Linked DNA regions of Mus musculus: regions 1, 3, 4, 5, 6 and 7 are each linked to region 2. Evidence: chromatin loops called from intact Hi-C (ENCODE). Cell type or tissue: left cerebral cortex. All regions are shown on one strand. Region 1 overlaps Gm33632 (a long non-coding RNA gene). Region 2 has its middle 91 kb from the start of Abcc12. Region 3 overlaps Gm33632 (a long non-coding RNA gene). Region 4 holds the start of Itfg1 (integrin alpha FG-GAP repeat containing 1). Region 5 holds the start of Neto2 (neuropilin (NRP) and tolloid (TLL)-like 2). Region 6 overlaps Phkb (phosphorylase kinase beta). Region 7 overlaps Phkb (phosphorylase kinase beta).

Region 1 (4,000 bases), 280 kb before region 2:
CACTTAGATTTGACCTTAGTACAAGGAGATAAGTATGGATCAATTCGCATTCTTCTACACGTTAACAACCAGTTGTGCCAGCACCAATTGTTGAAAATGCTGTCTTTCTTCCACTGGATGGTTTTAGCTCCCTTGTCGAAGATCAAGTGACCATAGGTGTGTGGGTTCATTTCTGGGTCTTCAATTCTATTCCACTGGTCTACTTGTCTGTCTCTATACCAGTACCATGCAGTTTTTATCACAATTGCTCTGTAGTAAAGCTTTAGGTCTGGCATGGTGATTCCACCAGAAGTTCTTTTATCCTTGAGAAGACTTTTTGCTATCCTAGGTTTTTTGTTATTCCAGACGAATTTGCAAATTGCTCCTTCCAATTCGTTGAAGAATTGAGTTGGAATTTTGATGGGGATTGCATTGAATCTGTAGATTGCTTTTGGCAAGATAGCCATTTTTACAATGTTGATCCTGCCAATCCATGGGTGCCAGCCTTGAGGTGCCTTTTGCTAAGAAGCTTGATCCATTTTCTGGGACCACAAGGTAGCTAAAATCAAGATGAAAGCCAGACAACTGCTTTTTGTATCTGTGTCCCTGGCAGTCTTAGTTGGGGTTTCTATTGACCTGATAAGATACCATGACAAAACGCAACTTGGAATTCACCAGGAAGAGCAGTCAGGGCAAGAACCCAAGGCAGGAACAGATGCACAGGCCATGGAGGAGCACTGCTCACTGACTTGCTCCTCACTGCTTGTTCAGCCTGCTTTCTTACAGCATGCAGGACCGCCAGTGCAGGGCAGCACTCCCACACATTGACCCAGGCTTCTCACATCAATCATTAATCAAGAAAATGACCCACAGGCTTGCCCTCAAGGCAATCTAGTGGGGGCATTTCCTCAATTGAGCTTCCTTCTTACCAGGTGACTGTAGCTCATGTCGAGCTCACACCAGGACACTGGCTTTAGGTCAGACTTCTGCTTGACTGCCTAGGGCTGAGGAATGTCTGCTTAAAACCCAGGGATGCCTACCTACTTCACCCCCTTGCAATGCTGAAGGAATAATGAGAAGAGAAACTGGGATCTTTTTGTCAGTGCTACAGCATCCTACTCCAGGCCACAGAAGCCTCTGAAAGCCTTCAGTCATTGTCCCAAACCTGAAGTCACCTTGGGTTATAGGATGAGCAAAGCTTTGCAAATAGCTGACCCTTCACCCCCCCCCCAACCCTCCCCCACACCCATAAGAAAGAACAGATTATCTCCACAAGCACTAATGATTTCTCAGGCCTCCTTGCAGAAGCAAAACTGAGCTAGTGATCAACCAGACTACATCTTGACCAACACTACCTAGTTCTTCTCAAGTACTCTGCGATCTGCAAGGGACAACCCTCTGTGGGACAGATTGTTTCCTAGCTGTCCGCCTGGACAAACTACTTAGTCCTGTCATGCCTCTGGTCCATCCAACTGCACACATGAAACCTACAACATGCAGGGCACACTTCCCTAGGGCTCTCCTTCTGCATGTGGTATCTGTTTCTCTAGTCTCTTTACTTTCTATAGACAGAGTCCCCTAACCTGCAATTCCTGGGGGCTTTTGTGCTCATTCATACGGCTTCTTGCTCCCACAACTCACCTCCTGTAGGCAGTAATCTCTAACAGCACAATGAGGCACTGCCAGAGACCCAGTGAACTCAGTCCAGGGATCCAATTACTCTTCTTACTCCTGGCATGCTTTGAGGAGGTCTCCTACAGAGATAGGACACCTAGAGCTTGTGGGACACCATCACTGAGTTGGGGAAAGATGGGAGCTCCCAGGACCCTTCTAAGGACCCCAATACAAATTATTAGGATCTTGGAACTCAAGTGAACCAAGTAACACCAGACAGTACCAGCCTACACTGTTCCAAGCCATGTGCGTAGAGCAAAAGGCACAGCAAGACTTGGGTCTTTCTTCTGGTCGGAAGCATTGCTACAAAGGCCTTTCTTCACAGGTGTGCCCTGATTCTTTCTCTGCTTCTCCCTCCCCAGACTCCCAGAAAGCAAGATCACTTTGTCCAGTAGGCAACTGGACTGTTAACAAGTTAAGCGAAGAATAATGGAGACAGTGATTTGCACAAGGAAGAGATTCTCTGGCCACTTCTACCTTCTATTCTCCTGCCCCATTCCTCCTGGTGTTTGCTGGGTTTGCTGCTATTGCTCCTGCTTCCATACAGTCTCATTTTTCTCTTCCGGGTGCTTCTTCTGACTCAGCCTCCCAGTGGCCTGGAGATTTTGACGCTCGAAGCTGTCGGTCTTCTTTTCAGGTCTCATTAAAGGTTCAAAAGTTTAATAATTGATTTTAGAGGCACAGATTCAGAGATGGAGAACCCTATTAGAAGAAGTCAAGTCTTTCTCATCCCATGAGGCCAAGGAGAGTGCTCACCCTAGGGTTTTGTTAGGGTTTTTATTCCACTTGTGTTACTCACATGCAAGTTAAACATGTTCAGGTGTGTTGAGGGTTCTGCTCTTCTGGGAATCACATGAGCTATTAACTTGGACTGGGGTCTCCAGTGTGTAAGAGGACCACATTTTGTTTAGGTGTTAACATTAATGCTTTTAAATAAGAAATGGGAGAAGGCTTTCATTGAAAAGAGATTTTTTTTCAGTGAAGGAACTTAAAATTCTGAACATTTCCATATGAAATTCAGCTGCAGCATATCTGGATATAAATAATACAGTGAAATTTTCATGTCGTTAAGCATCACAGGAGTCCGACAACTTCTGCAAGGATTTGCATTTAATTCGTTTTTTTTTTAAATGTGTTAACTAAAAATAAAGTAATTTCAGGCATATGGAGTAACTAAGACAGTACGGAAATTTGCAATGGAAAATGTTTAACTCAGTAACTGTGTCTTGAAAAATCCCCAAGATTAACTTATAGGAAAAGGTCACCCAGGATGTAGGAGGGAGAAGACCTCTGGGACTTTGGGTTGACTTTCAGATACATCCCATTCTGTTTGATTGGCCCCATTGTAGTTCCGATTCTCCTTTCCTTTAGACAAGGTTAGAGAACCATTCCTGAAGCTAGAGATACCAGAGGTGTGGAGACAGGAAAAAGAAGAGAAGGGGCAGATGGAAGACAGGAAGACCTGTGCCCTTTTCCCCACTTTCCCCATCAGTCACTAGGGTTGCATCTCTCTTTTGGATGGTGCACTGAGCAGGCATCTAATCCAACAGTATCTTATCATTGTTTTAGTTGGCTTAGCTACCATTACACAGCAGTGTTAGCTTAAACAATGAAAATGTGTTTTCTTCCAGTTCTGGAGGCTGGAAAGTTGGTCCAAGTGCTGGAAGGTTCAGTGTCTATAGAGTATATGTTTCCCAGCTCAAAGATGGAAACTCTTCACTGTGTCCTCAAGTGAAGAAAAGGGCTGCTAGCATTGTGGCATCACCTTTAAAAGTCACTACACTGTCCATAAATGGGTGGTATGCACCCCTAAAATCCCAGCACTTGGGACATGGAAGCAGGAAAATCAGGAGTTCAAGGCTATCCTTAACAGCATAATGAGTCCAGCCTGGGCTATACAAGACTGCCACAAAGGAGAACAAAAGACTGTGATCTGAATCTTACATAGTCACTTTCTCAAGACTCCTCTTCCTAATTCCATCATTCAGGGAACCAACCACAGCAGAATGTCTCAGTTCTTTTAAAACAGGCCCAATAGTAAGATTCTGGGTCATACGATAACTTCCCTCCACACTTAAAAAAAATTTATTAGGTATTTTCCTCATTTACATTTCCAATGCTATCCCAAAAGTCCCCCATGCCCTCGCCCCCACTCCCCTACCCACCCACTCCCACTTCTTGGCCCTGCCATTCCCCTGTACTGAGGCATATAAAGTGTGCATGACCAATGGGCCTCTCTTTCCAGTGATGGCCGGCTAGGCCATCTTCTGATAAATATGCAGCTAGAGACACGAGCTCCAGGGAGTACTGGTTAGTTCATATTGTTGTTCCACCTATAGGGTTGCAG
Region 2 (4,000 bases):
AAGCCAGGTCTGGCCACTTATCCTCCATAAGCCAATTAAAAGAGCCAAATTAATAATGAAAAGCAGACAAAGATTTATTCAATGTGGACACACTGGGCAAGGGATCAAAGAGATCCAGTAAACCCCTCAAGTCTGTCTGCTGGGATGCTGAGGTTAAAGTTTAAACAGAGGGCCAAGGATCGGCACATATAAACAGTTCTGTCAAGATGTGGTCCCGTCCACCACTGACCCATCCTTGTCTGGGCTTCAGTCTCATTTTATGATGTGGTCTGGCAGGGTGTTAGAACTTCGAGGACTCACTTTCTGGGACACGAATCCTCCCTCTAGCTGGCACCTTTTCCTTCTCCTGGTGTGAGATTCCTGGGGAATGCCCATTTTCGGGGAAGTGTCCATTGTTTCAATAGTCAGACAGTCACATTGAAGACATAAGTGTCTCTTTAGAATATCTCATTTCTACCAGACCTGTTAGAAGCTGGCCACACTATCCTTTCCTACCCTGGGCCACAGACCCAAAATAGGATGCATCCCCTCTGTCTTAGATAGGGTTTTACTGCTGTGAACAGACACCATGACCAAGGCAAGTCTTATAAAAACAACATTTAATTGGGGCTGGCTTACAGGTTCAGTCAGAAGTTCCATCCATTATCATCAAGGTGAGAGCATGGCAGGCATGGTGCAGGAGGAGCTGAGAGTTCTATGTCTTCATCCAAAGGATGCTAGTGGAAGACTGACTTCCAGGCAACTAGGGTGAGGATCTTATACCCACACCCACAGTGACACACCCATTCCAACCAGGTCACACCTATTCCAACAAGGCCACACCTTCAAATGATGCCACTCCCTGGTCCAAGGATATACAAACCATCACACCCTCCTTCCCAGAGACCACTGGGTCAACAGCTCTGGATAGGGAAGATATCTGTTGGTTCAGAGGGAGGGGTTACTGTATTAGCCAAGCATCTCATAAATGTCAAATAGAGGTCCAGCCCCTTGCATGTTGGTCCTGATGCTCAGAGGGTAGACCATGAGAGGCTTCCATATGCTTGGGCATTAGTGGAAGCCTTCTCTAGACTACTCATCCCTCAACACTCTGTCTTGAAAACGGGGGCGGGGTTGGGGAAGATGGAGGATGGGAGATGGGGCATGGGGCATGGGGAGGCCCATGGCATGGGGCAAGACACCACGGCAGGGAGACCACAAGACAAACGCCAAAGGCTTCCTGTTTGCACAAGGATCTAGGAACTATAGTTCCAAGTTATTTATCTTCTCCTGTAGAGTTTTCTGCTCCTAGGGGAGAACCAAAGACAGTGTGGGCAAAAGTCCTGCCTGGATTTTGCCTCACAAAAATCACAGACCCACCGAAGGACCGTAAAGGGCTAAATTGTAGGTGCGCCCAAAGTATATACTGAAGTCATTGGCCCAGGGACCCTGTAATTAATGCTGCTCCTTTGGAATCCATTTTCAACCAGAAAGAGTGATTTTGGTTTGGTTTGGTTTGGTTTGGTTTGGTTTGGTTTGGTTTGGTTTGGATTTTTTGTTTTTAGGTCTTTTCAGAATGCAAAGATCTCATTTGATAAGCACTGGTGTATGTCCTTCGTGATGAATTGATCATTCTAAGTAAATACTGCCCAAGATGTGAATGACAATAAGAATACTGTGGCCGCTCAGCAACATGGGGAAATCAGACTTCAGCAGGGACCCATTTTCCACTGCCATGTCTTTAAATCACAGGGAATAAAGAAAGCCTTGCATGTTGAATCCACTGTTGCCCCATCCAGGTTCTATTTCCTGATATATTAAATAGCTCCAATTTACAAGTTTTCTTGCTTTCCTAGCTATTCTTAACCATGCTTTCAAAACCCCTCAACTCTTCCCTAGTTCCCCATCCAAATCTCCATCCTGCTTTTCCAAAGAGAGCTTCCAGAGTAGTACTGAACTGGAACAACACTTCCTGCATACAATAGGTACTAAATGAATGCTCAGATAGGTTACACAAGTCCTTTATCTTAATCTTAGCCTGATGGAGAACTACAGAATCAGAAACATACTGACCACGCCTAGCCCCCAACTCTCCTTTGCTCTCTCCCATGCTTGTTACGCAAAAGTCATCACTCAGAATCAGTTTCCCATCGGCATCCTTGGAAAAGTCCCCTCAAAGGAAGAATCCCCCTGAGTCGTGGTTTAGAGATGAAGCACAGAGAACAGCTTGCATCAGCTACACACAGCCGCCTGTACCTACCAACACAAGGCCAATAGGTCAGACTGGGGAGACATTCTGATGGAGCCTCGGTGGCAGGGCCACTGCGGAGGAAGGAAGCCACGGTCTGCCAAATGAGGTGTGGAGCCAAGTACATTACCTAGATCCTAAATCACACAATTAGTCATGAAATAATCTTTGCTTTGTCTTTCTCTCTTCCTCTCTTTGTAAGCAGCTCTGCCTTGGACTCTATACCCCTGACCACAGCAGCCTCTAGTGGCAGCAAGCTGGAGCACACAAGACAGCAAAGGACCCCAGGAGGAAGACTTTGCAGGGTCTGAGGTTAGCAAACATACTGTTATTGCTATGTTCATACCAACATTGTGAAAACGGAGAGGCCTAGGGTTCCCTGTGGTGGGGACGTTGAGTAAGGGGTTAGTAAGAGAGAGAATCTGAGCCTCCCAGCCATTGGTTCAGATGCAAGAAACGGCAGCCAGGCCCTGAGTAGAGTCGTATCCAGAAGAATGAGCTGTCAGAGAGGAGGTGGACCACCAGGCTTCACCCAAGGGCTTATGCCTCTGATTTTCCACATGCCCTCACAAATATCTGACAGCTGCCAAAGTAAGACAAATGTGACAGCATCCTTGACCAAACAGAGAAATTTTCTCTTCCCAGGGAATGACTTAAAAACCTCAGACTCATCGACTGGATGACAGCTGAAGGAACTTTTCCCAGAGAAATCACAACCACAAAAGCACATTGGAAACATTCTAGCAGAGCTTCAGGATATTCATCTCAGCATTGGATGGATGCTGAGCCTGAATCTCACAGGGAGCCTGTCATAGCTTTAGCCGTCAGCTTGACACAAACCTGGAGCCACAGGGGAGAGGGAATCTTAACTGAACGCTTGCCTATGGGCTTGTCTGTGGAACACTGTCTTGATTGATGATGTAGGAGGGCCCACTATGGGTGGTACCATCCCTAGGCAGCTATGAAAGAAAGCTGAAAGTAAGCCTGGGAACAAGCCACTAAGCAGCATCCCTCTATGCTTTCTGCTTAGTTACTGCCTACAAGCTCCTGCCATGAGCTCATGTCCTGACTTTCCTCAGTAATAGACTTTTAAAATGAAGTGCAAGTTGAAATAAATAAACCCTTTCCTTCCCAAGCTATTTTGGCCAATGTTTTATCACAGTAACAAAGAGCAAATGAGAACAGAGTCCACTTTGACAAATCCTTCTGTCCCCCCCACCCCCACCCCCTAGCTCTCCTCTGACACCTAGGGAGCAGTCAGAAATACCAATCTTCCCTGGGCTGGGCAGGAAATGAACTTGTGGACACCTGTGTGAGCTGAGGCCATTCTGGTAACACCCTCACTAACCCATTGTTATAGCAAAATACCTAAGAGTAGAAAATTTTATAAAGGAAATGCATTTCTTTCCTACAGTTCTTGAAGGTGTAAACTCAAGGTTGAAGGCCTGGGCATGGGTATGAATCTGCAGAGTCCTGAGGCAGCTGATAGCATTTACTCAGTGTCTGGGTTAGATCCATACTGCTGTAATAAAGATCACAGCCATAAGCAACTTGGTGAGGTAAAGAGCTGTTAACAAAGAGGGGGAAAGAGAAAGACAAAGCAAAGATTATTTCATGACTAATTTTGTGATTTAGGGTTTGGGTAATGAACTTGGCCCCCTGGCCTTATTTGGCAGTCTGTGGCTCCCTCCTTTCACAGTGGCCCTGCCACAGTGCCTCCATCAGAAAGTCTCCCTAATTCTTGCCACAGCTATTGGCTGTCAGATCTTTATT
Region 3 (4,000 bases), 310 kb before region 2:
TGTGTGTATGCCCATGTGGGTGTGCACATGTATCTGTGCATATGTCTTTGCTTGTGTGTGTGTATGCACATGTATGTGTACATGTGTGAGATGCAAGACTTGGAGCAGGCTGGTCCAACCTGTGGCTGAAGATAGCTATGAATTAGTTCTGGCCCCAGAACTAATAAGTTTAATTGTAAACTTATCTAAAACATGAATTTTTGTGTGTTTATTGTTTGTAGCTTATGTGGTTTGTGATTGTGAACTTTGTAGATGACAACATCTTGCCACAGTGTCACACAAGCATGTGTATGCTTTTGTTGTTTCTACTCATGTGTGGCTTCAGTCTCACAGCAGTGCACAACCTCCAGTTACCTTCCAGGCGCAAGGAGTCAAATCGGCACCATAGTCATTATGTGTGTTCATAGTGAGCTGGTGTGTGAAAATAGCAACAGTGAATAGCGTTAACCCAGCATTGCAGACAACAGGTGCTTAATGTTCTGTAGATGACAGCTAAGTCTTGTTGATGATCAATAAAATAATCACACACCAGCTGCACCTAGCCTTGTGGTTCAGACTATGTGGGCAGTTGAGATGTGGAAGGTCCCAAACTCTGTTTTCTATTGACCTGTTAATTAATTTTCTTAATAAAGTAAACATAGTCCCTTGTTAATTATTTCTTTTTCAGTCCAAACATGACTTCTACAAAGTCTCAAGAGAAAACAGAACCCACGTGATAGTGGACAGGATCCAAGTTAAATCTCTGTATTTATTGTTTTCTTCAGCTGTTGTGCTTAACTTTCTGTGCATTGCCTGAACATTTCCAAAATTACATATCTGTGGGCATAAATTATTCTCAACCTACTTTAATAAGAGTTCAACCTCCCTTCTAGCCCACCACCTACCAGAGGTATTGGGAAAGAAAAGTTATTAGGACACAGGAGAAGTAGACATATTTAGAAATAGTTCTTTGGGGATGAGTGTACTCTTCATTGTCAGGATATCTGCAGTCCAGTCCTCTAGCAAAACACCAACACAAATCAGCAGCAGCAGCAGCTCAGTCCACTCAGGAGGCACCATGCAGGAATCAGCAAGGGCAGTTCAATCCAGAAAAAACTTCAAAGTTACCAACCAGCCAAGTCCACTTGGAAACTACAAGAAGCTGCAGGAACCTCATGAGAAGTTCTTTGCTAAGTTTCTCTCTATGACCTCACCATAAGCAAAGCTCAACAATGCAATGTAAGAGGAACCAATATATGTATGCTGTCAGCGAAGAATAGTGAGGTGGATCAGAGAGAACCAATGCTCCAGCTCCCACTGTCTGTGGGGTCATATTTATATTCTTTCTAAATATCACATGTCCTTTTGCATGTCTGCTCTAGCGAAACATCCTTTCACCTGTGTCTGCTTCAACAAAACATCCTTTCATGTGTCTAGCAAAACATACTTTCACTTGTGTGTCCCAGCAAAACATCATTTGACAATAACTGACTTTTCAAACAAACTGAAAGTTTCCACTTTACAGATCCTTAAAATGTCTATCTACATCTTAAGTGTCTTCCACATTACATCTTCCTAATGGCTGCTTTAGGTTAGGGATATATTAACTTTGGGCTTCACTGGGCCATACTGGCCAAGGACTTGTCTTGAGCCACACATTAAGTACACAGACATTAAAAGTAGGCAAAGACCTAAATTCCTCCAAAGATGGTATGTAAATGTAACAAACATTAAAATGCCTAATGTCATATCACAGTTATTAGGATGGTTTGTATATGCTCTGCTAAGGGAGTGGCATAATTAGAAGGTGTGGCCCTGTTGGAGTAGGTGTGTCACTGTGGATGTGGGCTATAAAACCCTCATCCTAGCTGCCTGGAAGTCAGTCTTTCACTAGCAGCTTTCAAATGAAGATGTAGAACTCTCAGCTCTGCCTGCATCATGCCTGCATAGATGCTGCCCTACTCCCACCTAGATAATGGACTGAACCTCTGAACCTGTAAGCCAGCCCAATTAAATGTTGTCCTTTATGACATTTGCCTTGGTCATGGTGTTTGTTCACAGCAGTAAAAGCATAACTAAGGAAGCTAACATAAAAAAACTAACAAATATGACACAGGAAACAAGTTTTGGTGAAGATGTAGAAAAGTTGAAACATTGTCCCCTATTGGTAGGATTGTATAATGGTGATTTCACTATGGAAAATAATACATAGTTTTCCAAAACATTAAGATAAGAATTATCATAAGATCCAGTAACTCTAATCCTGAGGTTCAGTCAAGAGAATCTATCTATCTATCTATCTATCTATCTATCTATCTATCTATCTATCTATGTATCTATGTATGAGGGGTAGAGTGGGAGTGTGCCCGTGCATACTGAGGCTGGAGGTCAATAACTAGTGTCTTTCTTGATCACTGTCCTTATTTTTCAGTTTCTCACTGAACAGGGAACTCATTGATGTCACTAGACTAAGTGGTTAATCAGCTTCAGGGATTTGTCTACCTCTGTCTTCCAGTGCACTGCTGTGCCTGACTTCTTACATGGCTTGCTGGGGATCCAAATTCAGTGCAAGGTAAGCACTTACCAACTCTGTCATCTCAGCCCCACTCAAGAGAATTTAAATTGGAGTCTCCAAGGTATTTATACACCTGTGTTCTTAGCAACATTACCCATAACTGAGAAGTGGAAACAACCAAAATTCAACAGATGGCGAATGAATAGACACATATGATTGTATATACACACACACAAAGACACACACGCACACACAGACACACACAGCATGCATACTCCTGCTTTAAGGAGGAGTAATATTAGCTAATGAAGACATTATGATAAGTGAAATAAGCCAATTGCCCAAAAAGCAAATGCTGCATCATTCTACATACATGTAACACTTAAACATAGTCAAATTCATAGCAGGTACTAGGGATTCATTTGTGTGTGGTGGGGAGTAGGTGGCAAAATGAGGAGTTTCTTAATGGATAGGATTTCAGTTTTGAGTGATGAAAAACTTCTGGAGACTGGTTTTATGATCAGGTGAATAAGGTTAATATTCTGAACTGTATATTCAAAAAAGAATGAATGCCCTTGGCTCCGTGGCAGGAGTGTTTGTATGCTAATTAGATGATGGAGGATTGAGGAAATGCTATAGCATTTCAGAGCAGCTGCTGATCACCAGCAAAGTCAAGCACAGGTCTGAAGTTGTATCTTTTAGCCTTGCTCCACCTCTCAAGGGTGGAATGTGGTTCATTCACCAATGGAGATTATTTAATCAGTTGTGCTTGTATAATGAAATTTCCACTAAAGCTTGAAATACAGAGGCTGGGAGAGCTTTCGAGTCAGTGAACACATCTGTACATCAAAGTAGGGTCTCTGAAGAGGGTGTAATATTCTGCCTCATTCCTTGCCCCCTCTCTCTGCATCTCCTCAGCTTGATGGTTTCTGAGGATGTCCCTGTTCATTAGAAAGCTGGAATGGCAAATGTGGCACACTCCAGAGATCTTCAAATCACACTAGCAAATTATCTGACATAGGGAGGGGAGAGAATGAATTGGTGTAATGTTCAAATACAGTCTGCACAGAAGTCCTGGTATCCTGGTATCTTGGAGATCCCAGCCAGCTGTGGCTAGTTTCTGAAGTGGAGGCAATATCATGGGACTAAATCTTTAACATGTCGGGGATACATGATAATTTTGAGAGTTAGTGTTAAATTGAATTGAATTATAAGAAATCCAGTTGCTATCAGATAACTAGAGATTGGTTATTGAACAAAAGACACAGCACAGGCCACTGTAGCCATTGTCTCCACAGTGGAATGATAAGGATGAACTGCAGAAGATTCAGGGGGCCAATTCTCAAGCCCTGGGTAGCAGCCCGGAGGAGACAAGCCAGTGGACCAGATGAGTTTTGGTTATAAAGGCACAGCCACGGTAATCTGCCTGTGGATTCAGTGTTGCACCAGAGAGACAGAAGAGTCAAGATTCACCTAAGGGTTTGGAAATGTGGATCAACAATGTAT
Region 4 (4,000 bases), 630 kb before region 2:
GAGCACACCTTAAACTATACTGTTGTATACTGAGTATGAGACCCAAGTTTGATCTGCAGCAATACAGAAAACACCCCCCCCCCCCCACACACACCCTTATTTATACTGTGCTACTGTTAAGTCTTGTGTTTTCCACATCCAATCAGGTCTCCCTCATAGGCTGTTATCATCATACCAAGGATCCAGGAATTCCTACTAAAACATCTACTCACAAGTTACAAGGATATAAGTCAACACATAAGCAGAAAAAGCAGAGCCCTCCACACTTCCCCCTTTGCTTCCACATGGATGGGTCAATTAATGTTCATTGGGACAGACTTTCAGAAACGCTTAATCAAGCACAGGATATCTTCAATGTCTCTGTATCTAGTTTGGATAGATTAGCTACAGACTTTGAGTATTCTTGCAATGTGGGTAATCATTCAAATAGAGGAAAAACCATCCAGGTCTTATAAGAGGTTCTGGGGTCCTGGAAAGAGCACTCAAAAGACCTTGTCAGGATCCTGCCAGTCAGCTTTGTAGGGGCTTTAAACTTTATTCATGGCCTTGGTCCTTAACCACCAACCGATGCACTTGGTCAGCATCAGACATTTTTTCTTTTAAGGCTTAATGTGGTTAATGAACTTTCAATGGCAAGTTGGATGAAGACTATAGCAGTACTCAAGATGAGGAGGGGCCAGATGTACACTAAGCTAAGGCACCTTATGCTGGAGAAGTCTGAAGTTTGAGAATGTATGACCAAGGAGGCACTGCGTTTATCAGCAGTTAACAACAACAGAGGCTGGTGTGAGTGGTGGAGAATTTGGTGCCTGAGGAAGGCACAGTGCCTTTAAAGATCTTAACACAAGGAAGGGCAGAATTAGTAGGAGGTGAAGGCAGAACATCTCTCACAAGAAACTGTCAGCTTGCATGTTTTCTCATCAAAGGGGGTGGAAGATTGGAAAAAAGACGGGAAAGCAAATGCTTAGACCAGAAACCAAGGTTCTTAGAAATCTGGAAGACCTTTGGCAGGCAGGTGATCATTCGCCATATGAAGGCTAGAGGTTTCTAGATGAAGGGAGGTTGGTGTGTTCTTAAGGGTTGGGCTGATGGTCAAGCCGCGGGGTTACTGAGTTAGGACCGAGGGTTGATAAAAACAGGGGAAAGCTGTCCCTGTGCTGAAGATAAAGGGAGAGCCAGAAGACTGGGAAATGCAAGAGGTAGGGTAACAGGAATCAGGGGGCGTGGGTACACCGGGAGGGGCAGACAGAGGAGGGCCGGCAAGCACTGACTTTCCCGCAGCACGAAGAGGTCCGTCTGTTTGTCGGAGTTGAGGTCACCGAAGGCCGCCAGGGTGCCCCAGGCCTCAGCCCCAAAGAGCTCGGCCGTGACGTTGTGCAGAGCCCGCGCCGGGGCAGGCCCAACGCTCAGCAGCGCGAGCCCCAAGAACAGCGGGGCCAGCACCGCCCTGGCGCTAGGAAGCCGGCCTGCCGCCATGGCGCCTTCGGCCCGGCCGGCCTCCGCCGCGCTTGACGGCAGCCGCAAAGCACCGTGCGACTGACCGGCCGACCGAGAAAAGACTCGGGGTGCGGCCTCACGGGCAGCCCCTCGCTGCACTCTCACGCTGCCCTGGGGCTGTTTCTCCGACGACCAAGACGCCGAGGAGCTAGGGCGGCGTCTGCCCGGGAACTCACTTCCGGCTGTCGTGCCTCCCGACAGTGTCGCGCGAGGGGGCGGGGCCGGGCCGGCCTCGCTGACTGGCAGCTGGGGTGGTGGGCACTGTGCGATGGCGGGGGCTGAGGGACTCATGGCTGAAGTAAGCTGGAAGCTCTTGGAACGAAGAGCCCGGGCCAAGCGCTCAGGTTTGACTGCCTGTGACCACAACCTTCCCCCTCCTGGGTACAGGGGGTGGTGCTCCTCCGCAAGTCCCCTGGAGGGAGGCAGGTGGGATCTGTCCTGGGGATCAACTTGCTTCCTTAAGTTGGCTCCAGAAAGCAATAGGTTTCTCTTGCTGCCCTGCTCTTGTCCATCTTGGTCCCCATTCCCCAATCCCTGCACTTCCCCCATTTAGATAACGTCTGTCTTTCTCCCCCAAGTTATTTCCTCTCCAAAGTTAGTGATAAGCTGACTTCTCCAGAAACTTTGCCGAGTAAGTCAGCTAGTGACAAGTTCTTTGGAACCTGAACGCTCTTGCTCTGCAAAAAGTAGACCTCCATTTTTAGTGAGGTCCTAAAGAGCTGGCGACTACTTTTGTCTCATATGCCCCCTTCACATTCCTCAGTAATTTTTAGCTGCAGCCAGTTCTGTGTGTCAGAAATTGAGGAAGACGGTTTGTGCCACAAGTTAAGTTAGTGTACAGTTATGACTCAGAATGAAATTGGCCCCTTCCCTAGCCAAATGGTCCCACCACCTGTAGCTTCTAGTTGTGGTTCCCAACCACGGAGATTAAAAAGCCAGCAGTCCGAGTGTCCTGAACTGACTTGTTCAAATTGCAAAGTCACACTGGCGTTTTAAAAGTTAGTACTCCTGATTAATAACTTTCCAGAGAGCCAGCAGTGAAACTGCCACTTTTGAAATTGGATACAATCTTGGGGGAAAAAATGTGTCCTTAAACACGAGAGGTGGGGGACAAGAAATGTTCAACCAAGAACCTTTCCCTTGTCAAAGATTGACGAAAGATTGTAGAAAAGTACTGTATTTGTTAAAGTATTGCCAATTTCATTCCATTTGAAATCTTAAAATTTTTGTGTGTTTATTTACTTAGGACTTAGGGTTGTAATGGAACAAACACATGAAAAGTAAGAGAAATTTTTAGAAAGCAGTTGACTCAAGTTCAGAGTCAGTAGAATTATTTGAAACAGTTGTAGGGATATTTGTTGCTTATATTTTCTTTTATTGTGTCATATAGAAATTTTGAGTTGGTTATTAACACTGTTGCTGTGGGAATAGAAAAAGTGCTATTAGGTTGTTCTGGGCAAAGAGAATAACTAGTCTTTTGCCAGGGTCTTTAACCGTCCTCTCAACCCCCAACATGTATTTTTGCAACACAGTTTTGCAACATAGTAATCCTATAGGGTCTATTTTCTCTTCAAGTCTTTATTTTACTCAAATATATGTCACAACAGCAAGTGTTGAAAACCGTATTTTTCTTAATAGGGTAAATTCTGCTTAACTATTGTTGAATGCAGTTTCTTAAACCTAGTCTCAGCCATAGTAGATACTATCCAAATTTACTGTATGTTTACATAAGAGTAAAGTGCAGATAGAAGTGGAAAAAAAAAAAGATAGTAGTTGAGGCAAATCTTAGTAGTTATGTTTGCAGTTTCTACTATTTTTGATTCCGAAAAATACAGACACTAAACCTTGAGCCATATTATTTACTTCCTGCTTATTATAAAGTGTTAACTTGATTCTGTTTACAACTTTTAACTGTGTAAACAGCCTTGTTTGAAACATGAATTGACCTGTTTCTGGGACAGGCTCCTCTTTGGAGTTATAAGCATTGTTACATAGTAGCATTAACAACTTAAAGAACAATAAAGGATACTATTAATTGAATGTGTCTTAGTAAGTGGATATTATGTTTCTGTCTTTTCATGTATGCAAACTTAATTTACCAAATAAAGGAAATCAAATTCTTGAGTCATAAAAGACAAACTAAAATTATATAATGATCTTTAATTGTCTTTTGCACATTGCATCATGCTAATAACTGCTCATACATTAATCTAATGCTGATTGCTTCTAACCTTCACTAAACAGTTTTAAAATTGGTGTAGTTTAGCGTGCAACGCTTATGATAAGAATCAACAGTTTGAAATGGCCAACTCACCTGATGCAGCCTTCTCTTCACCTGCTTTGTTAAGGTCTGGTAAGTGTATAGACCCCAAAAGGGTCAACCGACAATTTTATATTTGTTGTTTTCAAGGTTAATGTTACTATATGGTATTTTTTGTTTCTTTTATGTCCCCTTTGGTGGACCCAACTGTGTGTACCATTTCAGTTCAAGTTAGCTTGTGCC
Region 5 (4,000 bases), 780 kb before region 2:
AGTACTAAGCAGTAAATGTAAGGTTTGTTAAATCTAACACAAGATGACAGAATCTTTTTTTTTAACTGACTATATTCCAAAGCACAAAAACATTCCCAATCTTAAATCTCATATATTATTAATGGAGAATGAAGATAGTTGGTAAACATTAGATCACTGCAGCCTATACACGGTGATCATCCTGCCAGGCACATTAATAAGAAAGTGACTACAGCAGAAGTGCTTTCTCTTTCTTGCACAATGGGACACTAGGCTGTTAGTGCTTCAAGGGCAGTTTGTATGCTTCATCTTGATCAAAGGAGTCAACTCTCCACATCTATAGAAACTGTCATCAAACTTTCATATGATCAAACAACATTTGAAAGAATAATTGCTATCATCTAGTGTTGTAATTTCTAATATACTACTCAACCTAGTTTAAGCAGAACAAAATTAAATTTTCAGTTAGTGATTGGTACTCTGTCATAGGAAATATTCTGAACATGTTGAAAAGTGGGTGGCTTCCTACCACAATGATAGCAGCCCTCCTCTTAATTGTTCTTGCCTCTGAAGGATGTCTGTTATTAAGGTTGAGCCACCACCTAAGAGCCTCTTTTCTAATTCAACCTTAAAGTACTCCAGAAACACACTTAAAACATCAATAATTATTTTAAAAAAGAATAAATAAAAGGATGATATATTATGTTGATCATGTACAGCCTCTAAAATTTGAAATATTGCTTGAAAAACAGGCATGAAATTTATAGTCTATTATTTTCTTATCTTATTCCCAAAGGACTGAAAGTGGCTTTGATTTAAACTGGCTTTGTAATGTACACATTCTTTTCCTTTATGGAACACTGGTTTAAAAATTTAGATTGGCTTTTAGTTCAAGATTCATTGTAATAAAACCATTCATTGTTCAATATGAATTTTCAGTTGATAATTACACAATTTTTCCATCTCCTCCTTCTCCTCCCCTCTGTGTTTGTGTGTGTGTGGTGGTGAAGTATTACGAGGGCTGAGTTAAAAAGAAGCTTTACTGTTAAAGAGACAGCTTCCCCCTATATCTTTCCTGGATAGGTTTAAGACTAAAGAACAGAAGTTAATACTCAGTTGAGACAAGATTTTTAAATACAGATGGCTAAGGCATAGTTAAGCTCCATTATGTCATAAACTTAACCTCAGATTATATAGCTTTGAATATCAATGGGTCTAATAGGATTTTTCTGGAGCAAATGTACAATATTTGAGAAAGAAGCAATTGGTTCATAATTCCATAATTTAAAAAGTACTTTCCACTCAAAACCTCATAGTCATTTCTGGTATTTAACTGGAAAGTGTCCATTATATTTCAAAACAAGGATTTAAGTAAGTAGCATCTATAATTATACAAGTGTTAAATGGCTACTTAAGAGAAGAACCTCTTGATGTGGAAAAATTCACTTATAATACACTTGAGGGATGCTTTTTCATGCCTTGGAACACAAATGAATAGTAGCACTGAAAAGGAGTAGTTGTCTTAAGGTACATTTTAATAATATTTTGTGTAGGAAAATATGCATTTGATTTGAAAAGCAAATGATTTAATATGTGCAGTAAAATCCAGGCTATCCCTTTTTCTTTCAGCCTCCAGATCGCCTTCTCAGGTTCAAAATGTTTTTCTTTTAGTCTTTCTTGACCAAATTCTAATGCTTACAAAGCACAGTATAGAATTAAAAATAGATTGCTCTCTTCTTAGCAAGCCCACATCACAATTTTTCTCGAGCTGTAAAAATACTTCAGCATGTAAAAATAGTTCAGGTTGAATAATATTTGAAAAAATAAAATAAAAGCCAGATACTACACTGTTTTCACTGGAGCTCAGTCATCAGCACGGAGTTTCTGGATAGGCGCAATAATCCACACTGGCCAGAGAGGGCAGTGTGTACCCACTGAAAAGGCACAGGCAGCGGAGCTGCAATTCCTTGAGTACCTCTGGAGATTGCCCTATCCAATTCAGTTTCCTTGAGTTCTGCAGGTAAAGCTGTGTAACAGATCCAACTGAGTGTTGCGGGAGGCTACTCTCATATAGTCGTGTCATTATGATGCTGGCAACCCTACTATGGTGGGTTCACAATTAGAATGAAGAGAATTCCTCTAAAGCAGCAGAAATCCATTTGTGCATGTGGTTCATTTATTATTAAAGAGTGAAACAAAATGTTAATTTCCAAGGAAATAACTACATAATCAGGAGTTAAAGCAGCTACAGAATTTTTTATTTGTTTTTATATAATAAAATTATTAAGAATTTATGGATTAACTGAAATAAATATTCACTGGCTAGAAGGTTAGTGGTTATCTTGGCACAGTCTGAACATAAAAGTATTGATATGCATATAGTTAGGTAGGTAAATATTTAAATTAAATGGCTGTAACGTCAATTAGTAATTTATGAATATTTGTCCAATTATGAAGTTTGTCTAAAACGTTGTTAGTTCAAGAACAACAAAAAGTTCCACTGAACTTTCTAACAAAACAAATTTGAAAATAAGGTGTTAACACGTACCAGGAAAACACCAAAATGTGTAATTGTGCAAATATCAGGATTCAGTGCTAAAAATGTAAGCGCCAGTATTTTAACACTGTCATACTTTCTCTCTTAATATAAGAGGATTTAAAAAAAAAAACCCATTCAGATATTATTCATTTGCAATTAAATCATTTGGGGAAAAGGAAGTCATTTGCTGAAAGGCGGTGCTTTTTCTTGAGATTTATGAAAGGATCAATCCAGGACGAGTTCTGGAATAAACTTTGCCTCTCAATGTAAACCATCTAGAAATATTTATCTGAAACAGCACCTCCGCGGAGAGGCAGCCTCTCAGTGGCTTTAGGAGCTCGATGCTGTCAGCTCGCCGGCCGCTGCCGACCCGTGCATCCTCCGCACAGGACTCATGAGGCAGCGGGACTCGGCGATCCCGGGAAGGCAGCGCGGGGCGCGGGGCGCGGGGGGCATGCAGGGCCGCCGCGCAGCCCCGAGCCCGCAGTGGTGCCGCAGCCTCCCGGCCGCAGCAGGTGGGACCCGCGGGAGGCGCGGACATTGGGGGCTTCTCCGAAACCGCTGCGGCGCGTCGGAGTTGGGGCTTTCGTGGTTTGTGTGCTACCACTTTCTGCGGTGGCAACCTGGGGCCACCGGCCTTCGCTTCGCACACTTTGCAAGGCGCGGAGTCGCCGGCGTCCCCCGGAGCGAGCTCGCAGCGGCGGCGGGCGGCCTGGCCCAGACAAAGGGCGCGAAGGCGGCGGCGGAGCGGAGCGGAGCGCGGCCTGGCCCGCAAGGGGGCGCTGCCCGCACCCGCGCTTACCTTTGAGGACCGCGCAGAGCTGCTCCAGGGCCATGTTCCTCAGCGTCGGCGCTCCGAGAGCGCCCGAGGCGGCGGCGCGGTGGTCACGGCCCGGCGGGGTAGCTTCGCTCCGTCCCCATCGCCGGCCGCCGCCGCTTCCTAGCAGCGGGCGCAGCGCCTCGGCCCGCCGTGCCGGGTCCCCGACGGCCGCCGCCTCTCGGCGGGCTGAGGAAAGCCAGCGGCGGACGCTCCCGCGGCGGGCTCCCTTGAAGTGGCGCGCGCCGGGAGCCCCGGCTCATTTAAGCAGCGAGCGCAGCGCCGCGTGCCGGCCGCGGGGCCACTGCGCACGCGCAGCCCCGCCCTCCCGCGTGCCCCGCCCGCCACTCGCTTCCCGGGCCTCGCGCGCGGCCCACCCCTCCCTGCCGGTGTCTTCTCGAAGCCTTGAGCTCCCCAGGTCCGATTTTTCCATCCCCTCTCGGAGGACCTCAAGCTCAGGTGCTTGAAAACGTCTGCTCAGCCTTGCTGATCTCGGTGGAAGGGAGACCCCCGCGGGGGCCCTGGAGGTGCCCGGGTGAGTTCCCCCGGCCAGCAGTAAGGGTTGTTGCACCTACTGAACCTTCTCCAACAGTTGCCAGGCACAGCGCTGCTTGAGGAATCCTCACTCCCAGTCCTCGCCACAGTGGGCTGAAAGCTCCACGCCA
Region 6 (4,000 bases), 430 kb before region 2:
GATATTTCTAAAGATGTTCAAATTAATATACAATTAGAGCTATGCATGGGCATTTCATTAGTCAGGGTTCTCTAGAGTCACAGAACTTATGGACTGTCTCTCTATATTGAGGGAATTTATTGTGATGACTTAGAGTCTGTAGTCCAGCTAACCCAACAGTGGGCAGCTGTGGATGGGAAGTTGCTCAGTTCCATGAGGCTAGTTGTTTGAGCTGGTCTTCTATAGAAGTAGGTTCTAACAAATGTCCTGGCAAGTAAGTGCAAGCACACGAAGAAGACTGAATCTTCCTTCTTCTCATGTCCTTATGTAGGCCTCCAGTAGAAGGTGTGGCCCAGATTAAAGGTATATACCACCACACCTGGATCTGAGACTTGCTTTGTCCCAGGCTGACCTTGAATTTAGAGATCTCCTTACTTCAGTCTCCTGGGATTAAAGGCATGTACTACCTTGCCTGAATCTAAACTTTTCATGGCCACTGTGCCTCAAGATCTCCATGCCAAGATCCAGGTCAGAAACTTGTATCTTCCAGCCTCAAGACCTGGATCATTTGCCAAGGCTGTGGGAAGAAAGGATTGCATATATAACTGAGGGGTACAGCCCTTCCTGGTGGGATTTGATATCTCAGAACTCTTTCCTTTTGGCCAGGTCCTTTTAGTAATCTACTTTAAAAATATGTTTCCAACAACATGAAAATGTGCGTGCATAAGACCACTGACTAAATTACTGCTTGTAATCGAACATTTATGGTATTTCTATAACCTAAATGTGATGTGCCCACATAACAGAGTACTGTGTACCTTTGAAGAAGGGAATTCTTTCTAAGCTATATCATTAAATGAAACAGTAATGTGCAAAACAATGTCTATTATATGGAATTCTTATTTTTTAAATGTATTTATTCACTTGTGTAGAAAAAAATCCAGGAGGGATAAATCAGAAACGAGTATGATGTATGCTGTTCAGAGAGGATAAAAACAAATGGGAAATGGTGAATGATAGATACAGCATAACAGAGTTGGGCACAGAGCAAGCCTTCCCCAAGCTGGCTGCAGTGTATGGAACGCCTCCTCCTAAGTAGTGGGTGTCACATGCTCCCAACTCATAAATAGTGGGAGTGTTGAATACATGCAGTATTAAGTAATGTAATAAAACATGTCTGTATGTGGAAGAGTCCAGAGTGGAGTGGAAACCAACAGCTGAAGCCAGCTCACACAAATGAGTACCACTACACTGGGGAGGGTGGGAAAGGCAAAGCCCCTGTTGAAGGCATGCCCATTAGAGACACCAACCACACATAAATGCCATCTCTAGTGAAAGCATGTTTCTCACCAGTGTATATTCAATAGCAATCTAAGCTGAACTTCATGTCTCCGGTAAGATTGAATAAATGTATTATGACTAAAAAGCAGATTTCTCATTGTTAAGGAAAAGAAGGGAGCTGATTGAAAAGGCTAAGCCAATATGAAGTCATGGTTTTCCGTTGATAGATAGAGAAATGAACATGGATCTGTGCCTGTGCATATGCATCTGTGTTTCCTACATCTGTCTCCTGAGATGTCCCAGGAGCAGTGAAACTGCCATAAGAATGAGCAAACCCAAAATAGTTGCATTCTAAACACTGTAACAAAAGAATCAGCTCTAGAGGAAGGCAGGAAAGAAAAAGAAAGGAAAAGGAAAAGGAAAGGAAAAAGGAGAGGAGAGGGGAGGGGAGGGGGGAAAGGGGGAGGGGGGAGAGGGGGGAGAGAGGGGAGAGGAGAGGAGAGGAGGGGAGGGGGGAGGGGAGGGGAGGGGAGAGGAGAGGAGAGGAGAGGAAAAGAAGAGGGAAAGGAGAGGGAAAGGAAAGGAAAAGGAAAGGAAAAGGAAAGGAAAAAAATGCAAAGGAAAACCAGGAGCATCTTTGTGCCAGAAATACAAAAAAAAAAAAAAAACCCACAAAAGTCTCAAAATGTGACAGAGGTGTGGACACTGGAGAAATTGGAACAGGCCCCTGGGACTCCAATTGAGATGAGGTTTTGGTTTTGGTTTTGGTTTTTTTCTTTTCCAAGTGTGTGCCTGCTCATTCATGTAGAAGAAATACACAAATACTAGTAATAGATTATAGAGTCCATGCTGATAGCGATCAGTGACTGGGAGAGAAGGGGGTCGTGCTTAAGGCAGAGTCTAGTCAGTACAGATCGGATGGTGGGAGCAGAAAGTGACCACAGCAAATGCAGCAGAGGCTGCCAGCAAGAACCGCTGTTAGAAGCAGCGTGGGGGCAAAGCTGGCACAGGAGCTGGGTGTTTCTGCTCAGCATAATTACTAACAGCTGAGGAAAAACCTTTCAGACTCCCATCACCCAAATGATGAAGTTTAGCATCAATAGTAATAAGACTTTAATTTCATGTACCATAGACACTGACAGCATATCACTTCTGAATTTTCTTGGCAAAAGTGCATTTTTTTAAAACAAGAAACTACCATAAACCCAAACCAAGAAAAATCCTATGAAACAGTAGATATTACTAAGATATGAAAACTTAATAAATAGGAAGAAGGAGGAAAAGCAGAAGAAAAGAAGGAAGAGGAGGAGGAGGAAGCAAGGAAGGAAGGAAGGAAGGAAGGAAGGAAGGAAGGAAGGAAGGAAGGAAGGAAGAAGAAGAAATGTGAAGAAATACATACCACAGATTCATGGAGCCTCCAGGACATAGAAACTAAATAACACATGCCATCCTGAATTGGAGAGTAAAAGAAATTAATGTTATTTTGATTTGTTGGTGTCAATAGTTAAGCTGTGGTTATATAGGATGGTAAAAGTGGGAGAGGACATGATTGAAGAGGGCATAAGAAATTTGCATTATATTTTGGTTTCTCTAAGTGTAAAGTTTTTCAAAATAAAATGACAGCGTTTTAAGTATACTTGGAAAAATGAGTCAGTGATGACTTCAATTCCCAGCACTGTGTGGTAGCTCAGCCACCTGTAACTCCAGTTTCAGGGGATCCAGTGCCCTCTTCTGGCTTCCACAAGCACCAGGCATGCACATAGTACACAGGCATACATACAGGCAAGTCACCCATACAGATTAATAATAATGATGATAATAATAATAATAATAATAATAATAATCTAAAATAATTTCCCAGCTCTATTATATTTTTATATTATTTTTATGTTCTAAGCAAATGCTCCCTTGATAATGCTAGCCATAACCTCTTAGAGCTCTGAAATGTATTTGTGTTGTTGTCACATTTAAAGGATATGGATAAAAATTAATGCAGAGGGAATTTGTTTACCAAAACAACAACAACAGCAAGGTATATCCTTGGCCTTTTAGCAAACGCTGAAGGCAGTGGTGTGTCTTCACCATTGAGTCTGCTGGCAGAACTCCATCCAGAAAAGATTCTTCTTAATTACTAAGTGTATCAGATTGCACTGGTTCTCTACCGCAAAGAGAAGTGTCTTTACCTGTTTACTCTGCATAGCATGCTCCTGCTTAGGACAGTGTCGCTTGGTCCTGACACGCTCCACATATGATGATTGTGCTTTTCAGTCTGTCTTTTTAAGTACCAAGTGGAAACAGACACAGAGACAGACAGACAGACAGACAGACAAACAAACATATACAATTTTCAGCTTTTGCAAAATTATATTGTGTCACTGTGTGATTTTTAAAAATAAAGCAAGTTCTGTACCTTTGGCAATTGTGGATGGTATATTAGGGTAATATCTAATCTAGAATTTGGGTTTATTATTGTGGCTCTGGCCATAACTCTAATAAGTAAGATTCAATATCTGGTTGACAATGAAAGTAATACTTTTCTGAACATTAGCTTATTCATTTCTTCCCAGTTTGTTGAGCCCACTCTGGGAAGGAGCTATAGATATAATCAAGCTATAGGATTTCCATGGCTTTTTAATGCTTACATTTTATTAATGTGAGAACAATATAAAATAACTGAGATTGGTTGTACCGGTTCTGATATGGGAAAGCCATCTAATGGTGTAGTAACCAATTTGTAGCT
Region 7 (4,000 bases), 450 kb before region 2:
TCCTTAAGTTCTACATCATGACCTTTTTCTGGCATTTTATAGTACAGAAGAATATAGGATATGTTGAAACATATATTTCCAGTCATCGGACTTTTTGGATTATCTCAAACCCCTGTCTAGCAGTACATGCTGATTTGGTTAAAGTGGAGATGCACTAACCACTGGCATTCCAACAGTGCTGACTCAAAGCAGAAATGCTCTGCACCGAGCTGCATCTCCACCCGCGCTATTGCTCTTTATTTTGAAGTGTTCTTACTAAGTTGCCCTCACTCTCCTCTGACCCTCTCTGGCCCAGGCAAGCTCTGCATTTGCAGCACTCCCACCTCAGCCTGCTCCGTAGCCTGGAATACAGCATGTACCAACAGGCCCAGCTTTTGCAGGCATCTATGGGACCAGGGTATCATTTAATCTAAATTAAGACTGTAAAAATAAGTGAGGAGAAAAATGTAAAGATCTTTTTCCTTATCCTTGCTAACTTTTGGCACTCAATTATATCACACTGTTTCTTACTGACAAAACCAGCAAGAGTGCAGAGCACGTGTGAGACATGGCCAAAGTGTGAATGCTAGGGCTGTGCTAACCAGAGTATTAGAATGATCATAGCCTCACACACTTACCAGAGACGTAGGGACTTCCATTTAAAAAGTAGGCTTTTACTCAGTTGACTAATTTTAATGTGTTCTGTTTCATGTTGAAAGGTAAAATAATACTTTTATTTGCTTAAAAACTTACAAAAAGTTACATATCAGTTAAAAAATAGAATTTTGGTGCTCGCTTCAGCAGCACATATATTAAAAAAATTAGAATTTTGAAAACTGTACCATGTAGCAAAGGTGCTGGGAACACACAATCTCATTTGGGTTGCAGATTTAAACTGGTCGGTTCAATACAAGGATGTTTTCTCTTGTTTTTGAAGAGGAAATAAATGTTGTACATTTAATTAAAAACTTTCTTCAGTGAAGACTTTTCTTATTCTCTGTCTAGGAACTGTGTCTGATCACATTGAGAGAGTGTATAGAAGAGCTGGCAGCAAAAAGCTTTGGTTTGTATTAGTTTCCTTGTCACGTTATAGTTGTCGTACTGTTGTATTCAGTAGCTTAAAGACAACATTTGATTCTTACAGATGTTACTCATCATCATTTTGACATTGAAACTCTAAAGTTATGGCACCCTGACTTCATACTTTTGAAGAGTATTCGTATGTCACAGGAGACTAAAGAAAAATAACTAGAAACAAAAGCCTCCCCCAGGATTGAGCCTAGAAAGCCCCCACTGGGGTGACAGCATCATGATTCAGCTTTTCTGCATCACCCATCACTTCATCTTGTTTAGAAAACCTTTTGAAGGCCCTAAAAGACCATTTGATTGTAAGCAGAAATAATGAAAGGCAATTATCTCATCACTTAAGTTGAAGGAGCCATGAGTAAAGCTATTTACAGTCACAGTGAGGAGAGTATGCCCAAATATACAGCTCTGCATTTTGACGGAATTACGTCTCAAGTAGTTTCTTATGAGGCCCAATCTCCGTAAACCTCATGTTTCTATTCTCTGAAATAAGGGACTGGACAAATTTTCTAAATAGTGCTTCATCTCTACTTTATGACAAATATACTCTCGCTGCCCAGAGAAACAATGACCATCCAGTTCACATATCTCAAATTTCCACTGTAAGTTCTCAGTACAGTAATCAGTAGATGTTCTTATAGGCAGTGTGTTTTGCTGTACCTATAGTATTGTTTAGGCTAAGCAAAACCAATTCTTGCTTCTGCATAATACTTATGACTTTGATAAAGCACTAAGTTGCAAACATTTAGAAATGCTGACTGTTATATTTAAACAAATAGAACCCTGGAAGCTTAATTTATTCTATTCTCCCTTTTATGGCTTTCCACTGCCCCCAGGCTGGCTGTGCGGTACGGGGCTGCATTTACCCAGAAATTTTCCTCCTCTATAGCCCCGCACATTACCACCTTTCTGGTACATGGGAAACAGGTAACATGCACAGAGTTTGGGAAACTCCAGTTGCTTGATATGTGTGGGTTTATCTGTGTTCCAAGGGTTATATGCATCTTTTGGTGTTCAGATAAAAGTGTCTCTCTAGAACTGGGAAGTATTTGTTTCACTAACTCGGTCAGCTACTGGCTTGATTGTCTACTAGTCCTTTCATGTTGTAATTAAGAAATATAAATGCTTGTTATAGGCCAATTTCTGTGGTTATGCTGAAATTTTAAAAAATGGTACTTTCAAACCTACATTTTGATTTTATTCTCTCTAAATGTTCACATAAATTTTTACTTTTGAGGGGAAATGTCTTATATATTGCATGTGGTGTAATTTGGGGGGTATAAATCTGTTCTTTCTACATTCTAAGACTTTTTCAGAAATGTAAAAATAGAAGTGTGAATTCCTTCCCCCAACATTCTGTCTTTATCAAGAAAGAAAGTGAGGGTAATTCATTTCTGAAACTCAGTAGAGTTCCCTAATCCAGGCATCCAATTATTCAGGACCAAAAGAAACATAACTCAAGGCTTCAGAGAGATGGCCCAGTTAAGAGCACACACTGCTCTTCCAGAGGACCGAGGTTTGGTTCCTCACATCTAGCAGCTAAGAACTGCTGATAACTCTGGCTCCAGTCTGCACAGGCACCTGCACTCACATGCTTATACACACACACACACACACACACACACACACACACATTCACCTATACACAGTCACTCACACATGTAGTTAAAAAATAATATTGTACAGAGAAGCATAGTATAAATTGATATGGGAATCAGTCATCAGTCACAGGCACATGATCCTTTTTATGTGTTTTTTAATATGAAGCAGAGTACCCTCTTAATTCCTTCCTCTCCCATCCCAATTAAAAGAGTAGCTAGAGACTCTGCTTTTTCTTTCCCTTATTTTTTTGAAATTGATCTTGGCATCACTGATGCCCTTTGCCACAGTTTGGTGGCTGAGGTGAGTGTGAGACATGACTTTCCCTAATTATAGATGGTCTTCTTTCAAGGGTCAGGTCTAATGGCAGTTCACTGCTTCTCTCTATCATGGGAGGACCTGACTGCATACATTGTACGGTTCCCCATCAAGGGCACCATTTATTCACCGTCTTTCTGTTTGTGAAGATCTGGCCTGCTTTCTTCTTTGCCCTCAGGTCGGTTGTACGCCGTGCAGCAAGTCTTTTAAATAAAGTAGTGGACAGCCTGGCCCCATCCATTACTAATGTTTTAGTGCAGGGCAAACAGGTAAGTATCTGCTTTTCACACTCACAGACACAACAATTTCTAGTTAGGACACTTACATCTGGTATAGGTCGGTGTCATAGACTGCCCACAAAGAGATTACCAGTGAGTGGTTTGGGAATTTCTTCAAAAGTCTCTTTCCTCCTGCAAAAACAATAGCGTGTACAGTCTGAGAGCTGCAGAGTACTTAGTGGGCCATCTCACTTTTGTCCTATACCCTGGGACTATAACTTCAGTCCCCAAGTTTGCTTGAGTTCAGTGCAGATTCTAGTGTAGAAAATGCACCTTCTGGGGCATTCAGACAGCTTTGTGATGGGCAGAGAAAAGCTAGGTCCATAGCAGAGAACACATTAAGCTTCCACTCCACCTGATTGCTCCCTTACCACTCCTAAGAAACTCATTAATGTTCAGGAAGAGGCAGAATCGACATGCCTGCCCTGCTCCTCCATTCCTCACCCTTCAGGCCATCTCTTCCCAGAGCTGCTTCCTACCCACCCGGTCAATCTGCCACTCCTGCTCACAGGGCCATCTACAGTTCATATTCTCATTCTCTCCCTCTCCCCTCTCCCCTCTCCCTCTCCCTCTCCCTCTCCATCTCCATCTCCCTCTCCCTCCCTTTCTCCTCTGTTCTCTCTCCTGTCTCCCCCCTTCTCTCCCTTTCCTTTCCTTTCCTTTCCTCAGTCCCTATCTTTCCTCTTTCCTTCCCTCCTTCCCTCGTGTCTCTCTCCTCTGTTCTCTCTCTCTTTCCCTTT

What was found. Hi-C counts contacts between places; a loop is a spot of excess contacts. Peaks named below come from ENCODE experiments on the same cell type or tissue, not always from the same donor. Only the 100,000 strongest peaks of a DNase experiment are listed, where the experiment ranks them.
Region 1: it touches region 2 in a loop (2.0-fold over the local background); 4 of 42 quality-filtered maps call a loop at or near these places.
Region 3: it touches region 2 in a loop (2.4-fold over the local background); 3 of 42 quality-filtered maps call a loop at or near these places.
Region 4: it touches region 2 in a loop (3-fold over the local background); 2 of 42 quality-filtered maps call a loop at or near these places.
Region 5: it touches region 2 in a loop (7-fold over the local background); 11 of 42 quality-filtered maps call a loop at or near these places.
Region 6: a loop joins it to region 2, with 2.0 times the contacts of the local background. A loop is called at or near these places in 2 of 42 quality-filtered maps.
Region 7: a loop joins it to region 2, with 2.1 times the contacts of the local background. A loop is called at or near these places in 2 of 42 quality-filtered maps.

What each region holds. Positions count from the first base shown.
Region 1 is chr8:86,189,726-86,193,725 of GRCm38, forward strand. The region is part of intron 2 of Gm33632 (a long non-coding RNA gene); the gene reads left to right. Among named protein-coding and RNA genes, the nearest start is that of Gm33577, 19 kb to the right of the region's middle. In left cerebral cortex, no CTCF peak of the experiment used is centred here; DNase peaks (open chromatin) are centred at 2,442, 2,757 and 3,236; H3K27ac peaks cover 1,638 bases.
Region 2 is chr8:86,473,557-86,477,556 of GRCm38, forward strand. No RefSeq gene overlaps it. Among named protein-coding and RNA genes, the nearest start is that of Abcc12, 91 kb to the right of the region's middle. In left cerebral cortex, a CTCF peak has its summit at 2,483; a DNase peak (open chromatin) is centred at 2,468; H3K27ac peaks cover 1,024 bases.
Region 3 is chr8:86,165,900-86,169,899 of GRCm38, forward strand. Gm33632 (a long non-coding RNA gene) reads left to right here. Exons shown (of 4, transcript XR_879042.2): 2 at 2,411-2,551. Among named protein-coding and RNA genes, the nearest start is that of Gm33632, 9.7 kb to the left of the region's middle. In left cerebral cortex, a CTCF peak has its summit at 2,115; no DNase peak of the experiment used is centred here.
Region 4 is chr8:85,839,263-85,843,262 of GRCm38, forward strand. It overlaps Itfg1 (integrin alpha FG-GAP repeat containing 1), which reads right to left and starts at 1,687. Exons shown (of 18, transcript NM_028007.3): 1 at 1,272-1,687. The coding sequence starts at 1,476. It overlaps Phkb (phosphorylase kinase beta), which reads left to right and starts at 1,726. Exons shown (of 32, transcript NM_199446.2): 1 at 1,726-1,841; 2 at 3,742-3,850. The coding sequence starts at 3,799. In left cerebral cortex, a CTCF peak has its summit at 1,869; DNase peaks (open chromatin) are centred at 900, 1,641 and 2,333; H3K4me3 peaks cover 2,218 bases; H3K27ac peaks cover 1,636 bases.
Region 5 is chr8:85,697,321-85,701,320 of GRCm38, forward strand. It overlaps Neto2 (neuropilin (NRP) and tolloid (TLL)-like 2), which reads right to left and starts at 3,604. Exons shown (of 9, transcript NM_001357288.1): 1 at 3,321-3,604. The coding sequence starts at 3,354. It overlaps Mir8109 (microRNA 8109), which reads left to right and starts at 3,585; the gene lies at 3,585-3,701. In left cerebral cortex, CTCF peaks have their summits at 1,894 and 3,321 (motif pointing right); DNase peaks (open chromatin) are centred at 1,928, 2,938, 3,358, 3,717 and 1 more place; H3K4me3 peaks cover 3,144 bases; H3K27ac peaks cover 1,016 bases.
Region 6 is chr8:86,045,513-86,049,512 of GRCm38, forward strand. All of the region lies in intron 28 of Phkb (phosphorylase kinase beta), which reads left to right. Among named protein-coding and RNA genes, the nearest start is that of Gm33632, 110 kb to the right of the region's middle. In left cerebral cortex, no CTCF peak of the experiment used is centred here; a DNase peak (open chromatin) is centred at 2,202.
Region 7 is chr8:86,023,297-86,027,296 of GRCm38, forward strand. Phkb (phosphorylase kinase beta) reads left to right here. Exons shown (of 32, transcript NM_199446.2): 25 at 985-1,042; 26 at 3,161-3,251. Among named protein-coding and RNA genes, the nearest start is that of Gm33632, 130 kb to the right of the region's middle. In left cerebral cortex, no CTCF peak of the experiment used is centred here; a DNase peak (open chromatin) is centred at 2,479; H3K27ac peaks cover 683 bases.